5 separate regions of the Homo sapiens genome follow, and regions 1, 2, 3 and 4 are each linked to region 5. A link is a contact called in ENCODE Hi-C or POLR2A ChIA-PET data. All regions are on one chromosome and are shown on one strand. The core of a region is the stretch at or near the end of the contact, and the rest is flanking DNA. Distances in the headings are between cores, read along the strand shown. Region 1 holds the start of LINC02404 (long intergenic non-protein coding RNA 2404). Region 2 overlaps PLXNC1 (plexin C1). Region 3 overlaps PLXNC1 (plexin C1). Region 4 has its middle 16 kb from the start of MIR492. Region 5 holds the start of EEA1 (early endosome antigen 1).

Region 1 (2,805 bases), core at 162-2,661, 1.1 Mb before region 5:
GAGTGTATGCATTGGTCAAAATTGTACAGTAATTGAATATATATAAATCTTGCCTCAAAAACAACTAAAGAAACAAATATTAATAAAATAGGAGAAAATGGGAAAAGAGGAAAGGTGAAACAAACATGACATTGATAGTTGATAACTACCAAAACCAAGGTCAGGACATGGGGAAATATATCATTCTGTTTATTTTGATATGTTCAAAATTTTCCATCATAAAAACTAAGTATTATCAAATTCTTAGTCATGTGTTGTATTAGGGTAATTAAAATACAAATTAGTAGTGAGTTTGAGGCCAGATTGCTCATCATCCTGGCCCAGTGCAAAAAGCAAATCTGATCATGTTCCCTCCCTTCTTAACAATGTTAACAAACTTTCCATTCTTCACCCTGAAGAATAGTGTGAATTCCTCAGAGTGGCTTTGGTATGAAGAAACTTCATACCATAGATATATGTGCAAAGCAGTGTGCAGAATTCTGTTAGTTATATTATTTATTTAGACTGAGACCATCTCTATGAAGGTTTTATAGATAAAAGTGTATATCAATGAAGGGACTCAAAACTAGATGGATAGTGACAGGGCCTACAGAAAGTTCAAATTTTGGATTCCTTCAGCTTTTTCCTACTTCGATTGTGATAGAAAGAGCTCTAAGATTCTGACTCCTGGAGTCCCCAACCTGTTATAATGTCCTCCCCTTGAATGTGGGCAGAGTAAGTGAATATGGTGGGATATCACTGACTACTAATCATGTGACTTTGAGTTCATCAAAAGGGGGGATGATCCTGGGTGGGCATGACCTAATCAGATGAGTGCTTTAAGGGAAGCGGAAATGGGATAGGGAAGCTCTTCTGTTGGCCTCAGAATGAAGCAAACTGGCATGTTCTGACAGGGCCTATGGAGGGGCTGTGTGGGTGACTTCTAGGACTTAGAGGGGTCTCCAGTTAACAGCTAGTTAGAAATAATTTTCCCAATTGCACAGCTTCAGATAACTGAATTCTGCCAATCACCATGTGAGCTTGAAAGAGGTCCCTGAGCCTCAAACGAGATTATAACCCCAGCCAACTCCATGATTTCAGCCCAATGAGACTATGAACAGAGGACCCAGTTAACCCATACCCAGACCCATAAAAGTCTTCAGATAATACCTACGTGTTTGTGATGATTAATACTGAGTGTCAACTAGATTGGACTGAAGGATGCAAAGTATTGATCCTGGGTGTGTCTATCAGGGTGTTGCCAAAGGAGATTAACATTTGAGTCAGTGGGCTGAGAAAGGCAGACCCGCCCTTAATCTGAGTGGACACCATCTAATCAGCCACCAGCCCAGCTGGAATATAAAGCAGGCAGAAAAACGTGAAAAGACTGGCCTAGCCTCCCAGCCTACATCTTTCTCCCATGCTGGATGCTTCCTGCCCTCAAACACTGGACTCCAGGTTCTTGTTTTGGGACTTGGACTGGCTCTCCTTGCTCCTCAGCTTACAGATGCCTATTGTAGGACCTTGTGATAGTGTGAGTTAATACTTAATAAACTCCCCTTTATCTATCTATCTCTCTCTCTCTCTCTCGTTAGTTCTGTCCCTCTAGAAAACCCTAACTAATACAGTGTTGTTTTGAGCTACCAAGTTTGTGATCACTCATTATGCAGCAGTCAAAAATGAATATGCCCCTTCTCTCCCTATTTCTCTCAATGTTCCAGTCACTCTGAACTTTTCTTAGTTTCCTAATTAAAACATTCCTTCCATAAATTTTGTTCTGCAAGAACTACTCACTTTGCCTGTAATGTCCTTATTATCTTTTCTGCCATTTGATTATTTTTTAACTTTTATTTTAGGTTCAGGAGTACATGTGCAGGTTTGTTATATAGGTAAACTTGTGTCACAGGAGTTTGTTTTGCAGATTATTTTCTCACCCAGATACTAAGCCTAGTATGCAATAGTTATTTTCTCTGCTCTTCTCCCACCTCTCACCCTCAACCCGCAAGTAGGCCTCAGTGTCTGTTGTTTCCTTCTTTGTACGTCCATGAGTTCTCATCATTTAGCTCCTACTTATAAGTGAAACATATGGTATTTGATTTTCTGTTCCTGCATTAGTTTGCTAAGGATAATGGCCTCCAGCTCCATTCATGTTCCTGCAAAAGACATGATCTCATTCGTTTTTATGGCTGCATAGTATTCAATGGTGTATATGTATCACATTTTCTTTATCCAATCTGTCACTGATGGGCATTTAGGCTGATCCCATGCCTTTGCTATTGTCAATAGTGCTGCAATGAACATTCACGTGCATGGGTCTTCAAGGCAGAATGATTTATATTCCTCTGGATATATAGCCAGTAATGGGATTACTGGGTCAAATGGTAGTTCTGTTTTTAGCTCTTTGAGGAATCACCATGCTAATTTTTTCAATGGTTGAAGTAATTTACACTCCCATTAACTGCCTGTTGAGTATTACCCATCCTTCAGAACCCAGATCAACTCTTCCTCTCCTGGAAGACTTGACCAATTGCCCCAGGCAAAGTTTATTCCTCCCTGCTCTAGATTTCCACCATACCCTGTTCTTTCTCTCCCTTCCTTCCTCTCTCTATTTCTCTTAATAGCATATAAATGAGTTGAAAGCAGAAACTCATAATATTCATGCTCAAGTCACTTTGAACTAGGATATAATTATGCTTACAACATAGTAGCCACTCAGTAAATAGCTACTGGGTTAATACACATACTGTTTTTCATTAGAATGCTTCTGGAATTTATTTAAGTTAACAAATATTTATTTTTCAGAGCCTCTGAAAGCTGTAATGGACA
Region 2 (2,853 bases), core at 295-2,794, 1.3 Mb after region 5:
TTATATATATATAAAAACAAGGAATTTATGTTTAGTTGCTTAACATGGTTAGATTTTGTTTTTGCCTTATGCAGAATAAAAAATGAAAGGTTCATTTTATACTTTCTTTTCCCTTTTTTTTTCAAAAAGTAAAATGGAAACCTCACCCCCAATTTGTCCCCAGATTTAAACTTTTTGCTTGTTTTAAAAATAGTCTCTTTGGCATGAGGAGGAGTCAGACATGAATTAAAACTCTAGAAAGAAAAATCAGCAACAGAAAAGACCTATAGAGATTTCATATTTCATCCTTTCATTCAAAAATATTTATTGAAACCCTAGTATTTGCATATCATGCTGCCAGACACTGAGGGATTTGCTAAAGAAATATTAAAGACCTTCTCCCTTCTTTGAGGAGCTTAGAGCTTACTTGGGGAGAACTGAGATAGACTTATGAAATAGTTAAGTTGTAATTCGAGGCAGCATATGATTAAATACCGAAATATGTACTTCTGACAAGAAATGCTATAGGAGTTCAGAAAAGGGAGTGATAACTCAGTGGCACTACTGTTTTCTGCCTACAAATTGGCAAATTGTAGCACTATTTGTATGAAATATTTTACACTTGTTTTTTTGGCAGCCTTAGGCTTTGACTCCCAGGCAGCATTAAGAGCCAACAAAAATATTTGTACTCCAGTCTCTTCGGAATTGGCTTATTTTTTTTTTTCTTATAGGCAGAGGAAGTGCCTTACACAAACCGGAGTGCCCATGAGAGGCAGGGAGTTTTTGACAGTCATGATCTATTTCAGATACAACCGAAAGAACCAGCTTCGTCATTCTGTTTTTCAATCCAGCAGTGCTTGTCTCTCCGTTGCAAACTCTCTCTGACATTGACAGGCGGTTTAATTTGAACTTAATGTCTTTGACGGATGAGCTAGCCATCAAGGGTCAGATAAATTTATGGCTTTGGAGAATTGCCGATGAAAATCCCCATGGTTATAATGTTGGAGAAGAAACTGACACAGATGTAGTGGGAGGTGGAACACAGATGTGCTTATTGGGAGCAGGGTTCCCCAAATGTCAGAAGCCGGTGACATGCTAAAGGTATTGTGCTTGGGGATGACGTTTAGTGAAACTCACTGACTTCCTGTTCTATTTTTGCCATATTCAAATTAACACAGAGCTCAAAGATGAAGCCATGAGGCCTAAATTCTTAAGAATTGAAAGAGAGAGAGAGTAGAGAAAGGAGAAAAAATAAAACCTTTAGGAAGCCAAATACACTGTTTGGGCCCATCCATTCCTCATTCCGCTCGGATCCCCTCCGGGACTCCCCGTAGCTGAATGTGGTCATCATTTGGTTGCTTTTCAATCTCATGATTCATGTGTTTTCAGTTTCTTTTAAAAATTCACCATCACTGGTTTACCACCCCTGCATTTTAATCTTCAGCCTTGAGGAGGTGTAGTACTAGAAATATTTCGTTCTTTCCTTGATGCTATTCAATGGAATATCTGTGGAGTCCAACACCCTTTGGCGATAACGTGCTGTTGGTATTTGTTCTTCTTGCCAGGTTGGTGCCCCGTCTGGTGAGGCAAGGGTTCCCAAGTTAGTGTGACCTAGAGTGACTGACACATCAAGCAAGCCAGTGATCTCACCACTCAGCTTCTGAGCATCTCTTTATCAAAGTAGTTGGCCCTGGCCACAGCTTAAGACTTATCTGGGTCAGCCTCTGAGCTGGCTGACTTGGGAAAATGGCCCTGGAAAAATGTTTCACCTATATCTTTTGATATAATTTGGTATCTGTCTAAATAAATGGTATGTAGCAGATGGTTATGGAATGTCTTATCAAATTCTTAGGCAGACTCTGCCCTTGAAATTTTTCTATTTAATTATCATACTGCAAAGCACAAAATAGTAACTTTGTTATTATTTTTAAACAAAATCAAGTTACACAATAGGTTGATATTCTGAGAATGAATAGCAAACCTAAAATTTATACAATATGTGAACTCTTCCTTGAGCTGTTCTTTGCTAGGCATTTCTAAAAGGGAGCTCCCTATTTCAGAATCCATGGGAGGATGTGTTTCAGATATATTTGGCGATGTCATCTTGAGAGATGGCTCAGGAGTCGAAGTTCACCATGTTGTCTACATTTGTTCTTTGCTCCTAGACATGATGGAAAAAAATGCTCTGCTGTTTTCTTGTTGCTTTTCATGGTTTTAGCATCATGTTCCTATTCTCGCTCAAATCAATAATCCACTGTACAAGGTCTGGCATTTTGTACTGAAGCCAAGTATAAGAAAGTTTTAACTAATGCACGTATGGGGTCGCTGTTTTAACTAACACACGTATGGGGTCGCTGTTTTGTTGCCTCGTTTTTTTAGGTGCACTTTTCAAGGAGATTGTGTACATTCAGAGAACTTAGAAAACTGGCTGGATATTTCGTCTGGAGCAAAAAAGTGCCCTAAAATTCAGATAATTCGAAGCAGTAAAGAAAAGGTAAGAGGAAAGATTTTAATTTGTCCTCGTTGTATTGTCTCATTTTGCACAGCGGATGCTAAATTTCTTCTGTGTGTAAAATATCCATTAGCAATCAAACATGCTTAGTGATAGCACTCCATTCATTTAGCACTCATTAACGAATATTGAGTGCCCACCAGATGCCATCCACTCTGCAAGGTGCTGGGGATACAGCGGTAACCAAGTCACATCATGGGCCTGCTCTCATGGAGTTTGTCGTCTTGTGGAGCTGAAGATGACCCTCAATGGTTGAACTGGAAGAAAAGTTGGACTTCTAATGTTGTAGAAATACATATTGCTTTTGAAAATAAAGAAAAAAGAGGTTCAGATTCATGGTCAACGAGATACCTTAAAGGTGG
Region 3 (2,779 bases), core at 131-2,630, 1.3 Mb after region 5:
AAATTTGGTAATCAAGAACAAGATAGAGTAATGAATGTAAAGGAACACTGTTGCAAGTTGAGTGTTTCCAAAAAAAAAAAAAAAAAAAAGATCCCAGGAACAATGCTACCTTATTTTAGGAGAAGAGAGATAGTTGCAAAGGAGGCAAACTGATTTAACTCAGTGTTGTGTATAATCTTGAAAAACAACTGGGAAAGTCATAAAAATTGAAGTCAGAAGTTGTTTAAAGGAGAGAACCCAGGAAAAAACATGCATAAATTTGTCAGAACCCTTTCAAGAAGACCTAAGTCAAAACTGATTTTATAATAATTAAGAAAAGATAGAACAGGGAAACAGATCGTAAGAAGACAATGCCACTTAAATGCATTCCAGGCTGCAGATAAGTCCTGGTATTAATTAGGCTCTTTATGGATTGATCAGAAGCCGAATCCTCTAGGCCTGGAGGTTGGGGGCTGTGGGGGTAGGATTTGGGTGTTCAGCACCTACAAAAAAGCAACAGGCAAAATCCAGAGGAGATTGTAGGTTCTCAAAGGAGGCCAGGGTTCTTTGCTCTGCCTGTCGGTTTTGGCTTTTAAAGCCTTGCTTTTTATTTTATTGACTCTTCTTTGCTTTGCATAAAGTAGGAGAAGAAATAAGGGTAGGCAGAGGATCTAAGCTGAAGAAAAGGGAAATTTGAATGAAAGGAGGAAGCAGCCTTAAAACTCAGAGAGCCACGGGTCCAGGCGCGGTGGCTCAAGCCTGTAATCCCAGCACTTTGGGAGGCCGAGGCGGGTGGATCACTTGAGGTCAGGAGTTAGGGACCAGCCTGGCCAACATGGTGAAACCCCGTCTGTACTAAAAATACACAATTAGCCAGGCATGGTGGCGTGCACCTGTAATCCCAGCTACTCGGGAGGCTGAGGCAGAGAATTGCTTGAACCCGAGATCAAGACCATCCTGGCTAACACAGTGAAACCCCGTCTCTACTAAAAATACAAAAAAATTAGCCAGGCATGGTGGCGGGCGCCTGTAGTCCCAGCTACTCGGGAGGCTGAGGCAGGAGAATGGTGTGAACCTGGGAGGCGGAGCTTGCAGTGAGCCGAGATAGCGCCACACTGCACTCCAGCCTGGGCGACAGAGCGAGACTCTGTCTCAAAAAAAATAATAAATAAATAAAAAGAATTGCTTGAACCTGGGAGGCGGAGGTTGCAGTGAGCCGAGATCACGCCACTGCACTCCAGCCTGGGCGACAGAGGGAGATTCCGTCTCAAAAAAAAATAAAGAATTGCTTGAACCCGGGAGGCAGAGGTTGCCGTGAGCCGAGATCGCGCCACTGCACTCCTGCCCGGGCGACAGAGCAAGACTCCGTCTCAAAAAAACAAAACAAACAAAAAAACACACAGAGAGAACCAGGGCGGCACTTCCGTATTTACGATTAAGAATCAACCTGTTTCTCCTGTCTATTTACATGAAGTTGGTTCAGCAGAAAAATATTAAGAACCAGAAAATGCAAACCTAGGGTCTGGGGGTTTTTTTGGTTTGTTTTTTTGGGGCTTTTTTGCTTTTTACTAGGGGAGGATATGGCCAAAATAGTTTCAGGTCTTTTGCTTGGGCTTGCAGATTTGAAACTATGAAGCAAAATTCTCTACAGAAGAAATTTACTTCACAAGATATAAAATTAGCTCAAAGTTTCTATTATTATCAAAAAAGAAGAAAAACTTGAATGTTTTGAGTTTAGAGTCTCATTCTGTGGACTTAAAGTATTGCTTAACATACTTTTAAAGTTTAACCATTGATTTTTAATAAGATTGATGATACACTATAAACCCTTTTTATATTCCAGAGCTACCTAGCATTTAGAAACCAGTGGGGTGATAGCATTGTGGTCTAGTTTGCTATAAATTAGGAATAAAACCAGTAATGATAACTGACACAGGGCACTTACTCTGCACCCATTTTATTTTCACACTAAACCTCTGAGGTGGGAACCATTACTGTCCCCATTTCAGAGATGAGGCAAGTCAGACACAGAGAGGTTAGGTAACACATCCCACGTCATGTGACCAGTATGTGATTAAAACCAGGACTGGAACCCAAGTAGTTTGGTCCAGATTCTATGCTTTTAACTACCCCCTGTCTTTCAATATCATTGTGTATTGAAACAGTAGATGCTACTTAGGTAAGACTTGTAAAACTTAACAACGTAATTTAGTCTTTATCTTTAGAAGGTAAATTGCTTGAAGAGGGGTCTGATATTTGCATAATCTTCATCAATGACCCCTTCTTTAACTCTTAAATCACTTCTTCTAAAACGTGGGATGATACCTTCATCTACCAAACCTGGAACTAATGCCATGATAATTATTATTCTTAGAGGCTTTCGGAATTCAGTGGCGTTTCTTGAAAGCTGAATAATTATTTATTATGTATTAGAGAATACGCAGCCACCATAAACCCAGGGGCGCTTCAGATTAGCAAATAGTGTCTCTACTTTATTAAAACGGACTTGGGTATTATAACAAAAATACACTCTTCATTTCCTTTGGATGTTATGAATAATAAAAGTGTCTCCTTCCTCTCAGTCAGGTGGCTTCACCCACATCTTCACTGAAGATATGCATGTAAGTCTCTACGTTTTCATTTTTAGCCCAGTGACTGCCTGATGTTCATAGTGTTATCATCATCACTATCATCTCTATTATTATTACTTTGAATTTTTATTGTGGGTTTTTTTTGGATCATGAATTCAATATTGAATAATTCATTGTCTTGGAAAACCCATTGTGGGTCTACTTTCTAA
Region 4 (2,747 bases), core at 63-2,562, 1.9 Mb after region 5:
CCGGGTGTGGTGGCTGGGGCCTGGAACCCCACCTACTTAGGAGGCTGAGGCACAAGAATTGCTTGAACCTGGGAGGCGGGCCATGAGCCTAGATCGCACCACTGCACTCCAGCTTGGATCACAGAGCGAGACTGTCTCAAAAAAAAAAAAAAAAAAAAAAAAAAAAGAAAGAACTTACTGTAAAATCTGCTTTGCTTTGTTACTCACTCTTATGAATACAGAGCCAATCACTGGTTCTAGCCTCACTATTATGCTATATTAAGGGAGGAGACCACCCCTCATATTGTCTTACACCCAATTTCTGCCTCCAAATAAAGAAGTAAAAACTAAAAGGCAGAAATGAAATCCACAGGCAGACAGCCCAGCGCTGAGCCCTGGGCCTGGTAGTTAAAGATCGACCCCTAACCTAAGCGGTTATGTCATCTATAGATTCCAGACATTATATGGAAAAGCATTGTGAAAATCCCTGTCCTGTTCCGTTCTGATTACCAGTGCATGCAGCCCCCAGTCACGTACTCCCAGCTTGCTCAATCGATCACGATCCTCTCACGCGGACCCCCTTAGAGTTGTAAGCCCTTAAAAGGGACAGGAATTGCTCACTTGGGGAGCTCAGTTGTTGGAGACGTGAGTCTTGCCGACGCTCCCAGCCGAATAAAGCCCTTCCTTAACTCGGTGTCTGAGGGGTTTTGTCTGCAGCTCGTCCTGCTACAATATTACTGTATATATGTAAAATATGCTATATTACTATATTTTCTCATTTATAAAGTGGGAGTAAAAATAACAGCTACCTCATTGCATTTTTGTGAGGATTAAATTAGTTAACACATGTATAATAGTTATGGGACATAGTGACCACTTAAGAAATGTTAGCTAGTATTATTGTTGTTGTTACCAGGCACTGTTCTGGCTAACATTCTATTAGACCAAGTTAAATATTAGTTCATTTAGTTAATCTGCCCAGAAAAGTATTAATAGAAGCAAGTTGCCCATATAACCTGTCCCCTTGACAACAAAATTTGCCTTCTGAAAGCCATTAATGGATTCTCAAGGTACAAGAATTGCCTATGAATTGTTTACTTTTTAGAATATGATTTCCCCTTGAGGCAGAATATATATTTAACAGGTCCTAAATGTATACCAGAAAGAACTGAATCGCCAGCTTCACTAACAGGTTTCTCTAAAAAGAAAATCAGACAGCAATTTTACCTTCTGTTCAGGCCAGATGATGTTCCTAATCCTGCAAGGTCTGGGGTACTTTCATCTGATAAGAGCCCATGAGCTTCTGAGAGCTTCAAATGACTACTACTTAGGTTAAAAATAAGCACCGAGAAACAAAAACTGAGAAACAAAAGCAGAAGTATTTCTAAAATTGCTCTCTTCGCACTGTCTCGCTGCGGGTACTTTCCTGTCTCTCAGATCACTGACCTTCAGTCCAGCAATTTCCAGTGTCCTGCAGGCTGCTGATCCCAAGATGCTCAGCCACACAAAGGTGTTGCGGCCAAGTAAGGTTGGGGAACCCATACTATACTCCCTTTTGCCACAATACCTTTTTAACCAGACTCCTTTTGTGATAGTAGGTAGCTAGTTAGACCTGAGCAGGGCAGAAGAGGGCTCCCCTGCCCCACTCCAGGAGTGTCAGGCAACCACTGAGGTCAGGCAGTTGTTAACTGTCTCTCTAAAATAATAATTGGGCCGGGCACGGTGGCTCACACCTGTAATCCCAGCACTTTGGGAGGCTGAGGCAGGCGGATCTCTTGAGGTCTGGAGTTTGAGACCAGCTTGGCCAACACAGTGAAACCCCATCTCTAATAAAAATACAAAAATTGGCAGGGCATGGTTGCGGGCACCTGTAATCCCAGCTTCCCCGGGAGCCTGAGGCAGGAGAATCGCTTGAACCTGGGAGGCGGAGGTTGCAGTGAGCCGAGATCGCACCACTGCACTCCAGCCTAGGCTACAGAGCGAGAATCTAAATAAAAGAATAAAATAAAATAAAATAATAATTGGTCACAGCCAGCACCAGAGAAAGGCAGTCTCCCAATAGATAGAAACACCTGAAGCTGGGAATCAGCAGTTTCCTGATAAGATCTCAGGAGTTGGGCCAGTGGGCTCAAGCAAAAAAGAGGCAAAATGGCAAAGTTTAACTGGTATATGACCTTCTAGGAACATTCAACTGGTAAGAGAAGAATGCCTCGAGTGAGCATGCGTACAACTCCAGTAAACATACCGTGCATGCATCACTCCTAAGTGCTGGCAGCCACTGCGGATGCGGAGAGCCCACCCAAGGGAAGAATCAGGAGACAAGGGACACAAGCTCCTGGAAATATGACAACATATAAAATCCCAAGTCAATGGGGAATCCATGCACTTGATCTCTCCAGTCACCCCCTTGGCCCTCTTCCAAGTTCACTTCCTTTCATTCCTGCTGTAAAGCTTTTGAATAAACTTTCATTCCTCTAAAACTTGCCTTGGTCTCTGTGTCAAATATTTTCTTCTGAAGAGGGAAGAATTGAGGTTGCTGCAGACCTGTATGGACTCACCACTGCTAACACCTTTTTCAAGGAATATCTACTAGAATCTAGGTGTTGGAAATGCTGAAATAGTCTAAACTAACCAATTATTTCCACCTTAAAATGACTGTAGGCTCATTCACCTGGCCTGGCAAAGTCAGCACTTACTTAAAAGCAGATGGGAGAGAATGTTGACCCTATACATACCCACAGTCCCTGATCAACATACATTTTCATGAA
Region 5 (2,700 bases), core at 56-2,555:
TCTCTTCCGCACATTCCTCGGCTGAATCCTACAAATTCACTAATTTCTTTTGTCCTTTGAACTAGTTATCCTACTCCCTCGGTAAAGAACTAATAGGCTCGGCACCTACTTTTCAATCATTTACATTTTGTTACACCCTATCAGCCTCAAAAAGAAAAGAAAAAAGCTATACCAAAAAAAAAAAACAAATTTAAGTTGACAGGTACAATAACTCTTACAGGAAAAGAGATGTGAATTATGTTATTCTAGTAACTGATTCTTAAATGATACACCTACAGTTTTCTAATGCTCTAATCTTTCTATCCTCAAGGTTTTCCAGATTTCAGAGACAGCACAGGCAGAAACTAAGTGTATATACCACTTGATCAAGCTTACTGCGGATTTATTCTTGGATAGCTAAAATAAGGTAGTGGGGCTTGCACAGAAAACATATTTTTAATTAAAAAAAAAGTTTCCAACAGTGAGTAACATCTTCCTTCTCGGCTGACTGTGCCAGTGTCAGTCCCACGCCTGGGCCCAGGCTAGGCCGGGGCTCACCACACCACCCTCCACTGTGGTCCAAAGGAGAAAGCAGGGCCGTGTGTGGCAGGTGCGCATCGTGTCAAATTGGGGGGCACGGGGAGTGCGGCGGGTGGGGAAAGGCGAAGCAAGCCGCCCGAATCTCCCATGGGGCGTTCTCCAGCCCGGCAGGCGGCGGCTGGCCCGTCCCACGGGCACCAACTCTCCATTTTCACTCCCACTCAGGGTTCCCGGGAGGAACGCGCCGGCACCACACCCTCCAGCTCGCAGCCCGCTCGCACACACGGAGCCCCGCGCCGGAGCGGGCGCCAGGCCTGGACGCGCGGGGCCACCAGGGCTCTGCCTGCCGCCCCGCCGCGCCGGCCCCACCCGCCCTCCCCGCCCCCGGGCCGGGCGACCGAGGCCTAAGCGCCTGCCGGGCTGTGGGGCCTAGGGAAGGAAGGAGCCCGCGCTGAGGAGGGGCGCCCGCGCCGCGGCCCCGAGCTCCGGCTGTCCCGCTCACGTGCTGCCAGAAAGACGGTTTCACTCTCTTACCCTCTGTAAAATCCTCCTTAACATGGTTTAACCACCACCCGGCGCCGCCGCGGTGACTCTCCAGACCCTGCGCGGGGCCACTCACTACTCGGGGTGCGCGGGCGGGAGGGACTGGGCCGGGAGGGGACCGGGAAGGAGGTCGGGGCGAGGCGGTGGCGACGGCCGCTCGGGCGGCCCCGACTTCCCCACAGGCGGCGAGAGGGAGCACGCGAGAGAGAGCGAGCGAACGACTAGGCAGCCTGCGAGCGCCTCCAGCCCGCCCGCCGGGCAGCCCCCGTAACTGACAGATGGGCGGGCCCGCCCGCGGCCGCCGGGGGGCGGGGCGGTGGCGGGCCCGCCCCTCGCCTGTCCATTCGCGGGAGGCGGGGCTGAAGGGGGCCGGTCCAGGCCAGCGACCAATCGGAAGCGGTGGCAACGTGGGCGGCTGCGTGACAGACAGGCGGCAGGACGCTGTCGCCGCAGCTTCTTCCGGCTAGCTGGGGGACGCCGAGGCTGCGGAGTGCACGCCTGGGCTCCGTCAGAGGGCCGCGCCCGCGCGACGACCGCGTGCCCGCTAGTGGGAGGCGGGCGAGGACCCCTGGGGGTGTCCCTCCCTGACCCAGGCGGGAGGAGGGGACGCCTTAGGCTGTTTTGTAAAATGTGTCGGTGTGACCCTTCCGGCGATGGCTCCTGACTCGACGTGGTATTGAGCCTGAGCTATATGCTAGTTTCTGCTGGAAACGCTGACTCTGCCTCTTAGCCCCTGGGTTGAAGCCGACTAGAGAATCTCAGACGTGCTTAACCGGTCTGTTGGGCTTCCCTGCCCTTTTCCAGTCCCAGGTTTCCTTTCCCTGCTCCCTTCCTGCTTCTAATTTCAGCCAAAGAGAAAGCAAAGATTTAGAAAAGAAGGGTAGGAAGAAGCTGGAATTTGAATTGGCAAGAGAAGTTTGAGGTTGTCTTTTCTAGATCAAAACAATTTTTAATAGGCTGATGTTCACATGTTGCACTTTCTAAAGCCCGTGCTTGACCTCCTAAGGAATTTTAAGTCCTATTCTGATAATCGATTTATGAAGTAAATTGTCATTAACGCCTCTGTTTTATAGATTAAGAAGAAAATGAGGTCACAGATAAATATCGTGCCAAAACGACGTGGTCTTTGAACTGACCTCCAGGCACGATGTCATTATTTAACTCGAGAAATCACAGCTTCTGCGTCCTACCATTCTGCCAATATTCACAGCCAAGAGGCTCAACTTAACACCCTGGTAGAAAAAGAGAAGCCTTTAATATTGCTTGAATAGGGAAGGAGAGGGAATAATGGAACTAACCTTGCTGGGAGGGAAAAAAAAAAAAAAAGAAAAAACCAACAGACCACTGAATGAAGCCTATGAAGCAATGAATGGAGTGCTTTTTGGAAAGCACTTCCAGATCTTTTGAAAAGCAGCACAAAATTAAATATTATTTGCAAATCAGTTAATGAATAGGAAAATGTTTTGTAAAGTATAATGCATTATATAATGTAATATGATATTTCTATCCCAAATATATTTGGTTTTTTATTATGTGTGTGTGTGTCTCTCGATGGTGCAGCAGCACGGTCATGCCTACAGCTAATATATGAGTAATCACTAGTGATAATGCACTTACAAAGAACATACTTTTCCATCT

What was found. Hi-C counts contacts between places; a loop is a spot of excess contacts on that map. ChIA-PET counts read pairs that join two places held with the same protein, here RNA polymerase II (POLR2A). Pooled maps may share reads with other maps.
Region 1: a map of natural killer cell shows a loop between it and region 5 (25-fold over the local background). The contact joins the promoter of LINC02404 here to the promoter of EEA1 in region 5. A Hi-C loop is called at or near these places in 2 of 168 maps with a recorded cell type or tissue (naive thymus-derived CD4-positive, alpha-beta T cell and natural killer cell) and 9 of 50 pooled maps. POLR2A ChIA-PET finds 5 or more read pairs at or near these places in 1 of 52 experiments (CD4-positive, alpha-beta memory T cell).
Region 2: a loop to region 5 is called in a map of naive thymus-derived CD4-positive, alpha-beta T cell, with 6 times the contacts of the local background. The contact joins the enhancer-like site here to the promoter of EEA1 in region 5. A Hi-C loop is called at or near these places in 1 of 168 maps with a recorded cell type or tissue (naive thymus-derived CD4-positive, alpha-beta T cell) and 10 of 50 pooled maps. POLR2A ChIA-PET finds 5 or more read pairs at or near these places in 1 of 52 experiments (CD4-positive, alpha-beta memory T cell).
Region 3: a pooled map shows a loop between it and region 5 (5-fold over the local background). The contact joins the enhancer-like site here to the promoter of EEA1 in region 5. A Hi-C loop is called at or near these places in 1 of 37 single-sample maps with no recorded cell type and 9 of 50 pooled maps. POLR2A ChIA-PET finds 5 or more read pairs at or near these places in 2 of 52 experiments (activated B cell and activated T-cell).
Region 4: a pooled map shows a loop between it and region 5 (6-fold over the local background). The contact joins the enhancer-like site here to the promoter of EEA1 in region 5. A Hi-C loop is called at or near these places in 2 of 37 single-sample maps with no recorded cell type and 4 of 50 pooled maps.

Annotation. Positions count from the first base shown.
Region 1 is chr12:91,873,892-91,876,696 of GRCh38, forward strand. LINC02404 (long intergenic non-protein coding RNA 2404) reads left to right here and starts at 1,412. Exons shown (of 3, transcript XR_945201.2): 1 at 1,412-1,513.
Region 2 is chr12:94,207,232-94,210,084 of GRCh38, forward strand. It overlaps PLXNC1 (plexin C1), which reads left to right. Exons shown (of 31, transcript NM_005761.3): 5 at 2,359-2,473. Among named protein-coding and RNA genes, the nearest start is that of PLXNC1-AS1, 32 kb to the left of the region's middle. RefSeq lists enhancers at 498-567, 1,218-1,477. Within about 2 kb of position 1,545, at least 12 of the 41 ENCODE cell types and tissues checked have a DNase peak (open chromatin) inside an H3K27ac peak, as active enhancers do.
Region 3 is chr12:94,256,776-94,259,554 of GRCh38, forward strand. It overlaps PLXNC1 (plexin C1), which reads left to right. Exons shown (of 31, transcript NM_005761.3): 18 at 2,562-2,600. Among named protein-coding and RNA genes, the nearest start is that of PLXNC1-AS1, 82 kb to the left of the region's middle. Within about 2 kb of position 1,381, at least 2 of the 41 ENCODE cell types and tissues checked have a DNase peak (open chromatin) inside an H3K27ac peak, as active enhancers do.
Region 4 is chr12:94,816,884-94,819,630 of GRCh38, forward strand. No RefSeq gene overlaps it. Among named protein-coding and RNA genes, the nearest start is that of MIR492, 16 kb to the right of the region's middle. RefSeq lists an enhancer at 1,158-1,677. Within about 2 kb of position 1,313, at least 3 of the 41 ENCODE cell types and tissues checked have a DNase peak (open chromatin) inside an H3K27ac peak, as active enhancers do.
Region 5 is chr12:92,927,990-92,930,689 of GRCh38, forward strand. EEA1 (early endosome antigen 1) reads right to left here and starts at 1,306. Exons shown (of 29, transcript NM_003566.4): 1 at 1,054-1,306. The coding sequence starts at 1,077. RefSeq lists a silencer at 696-1,775.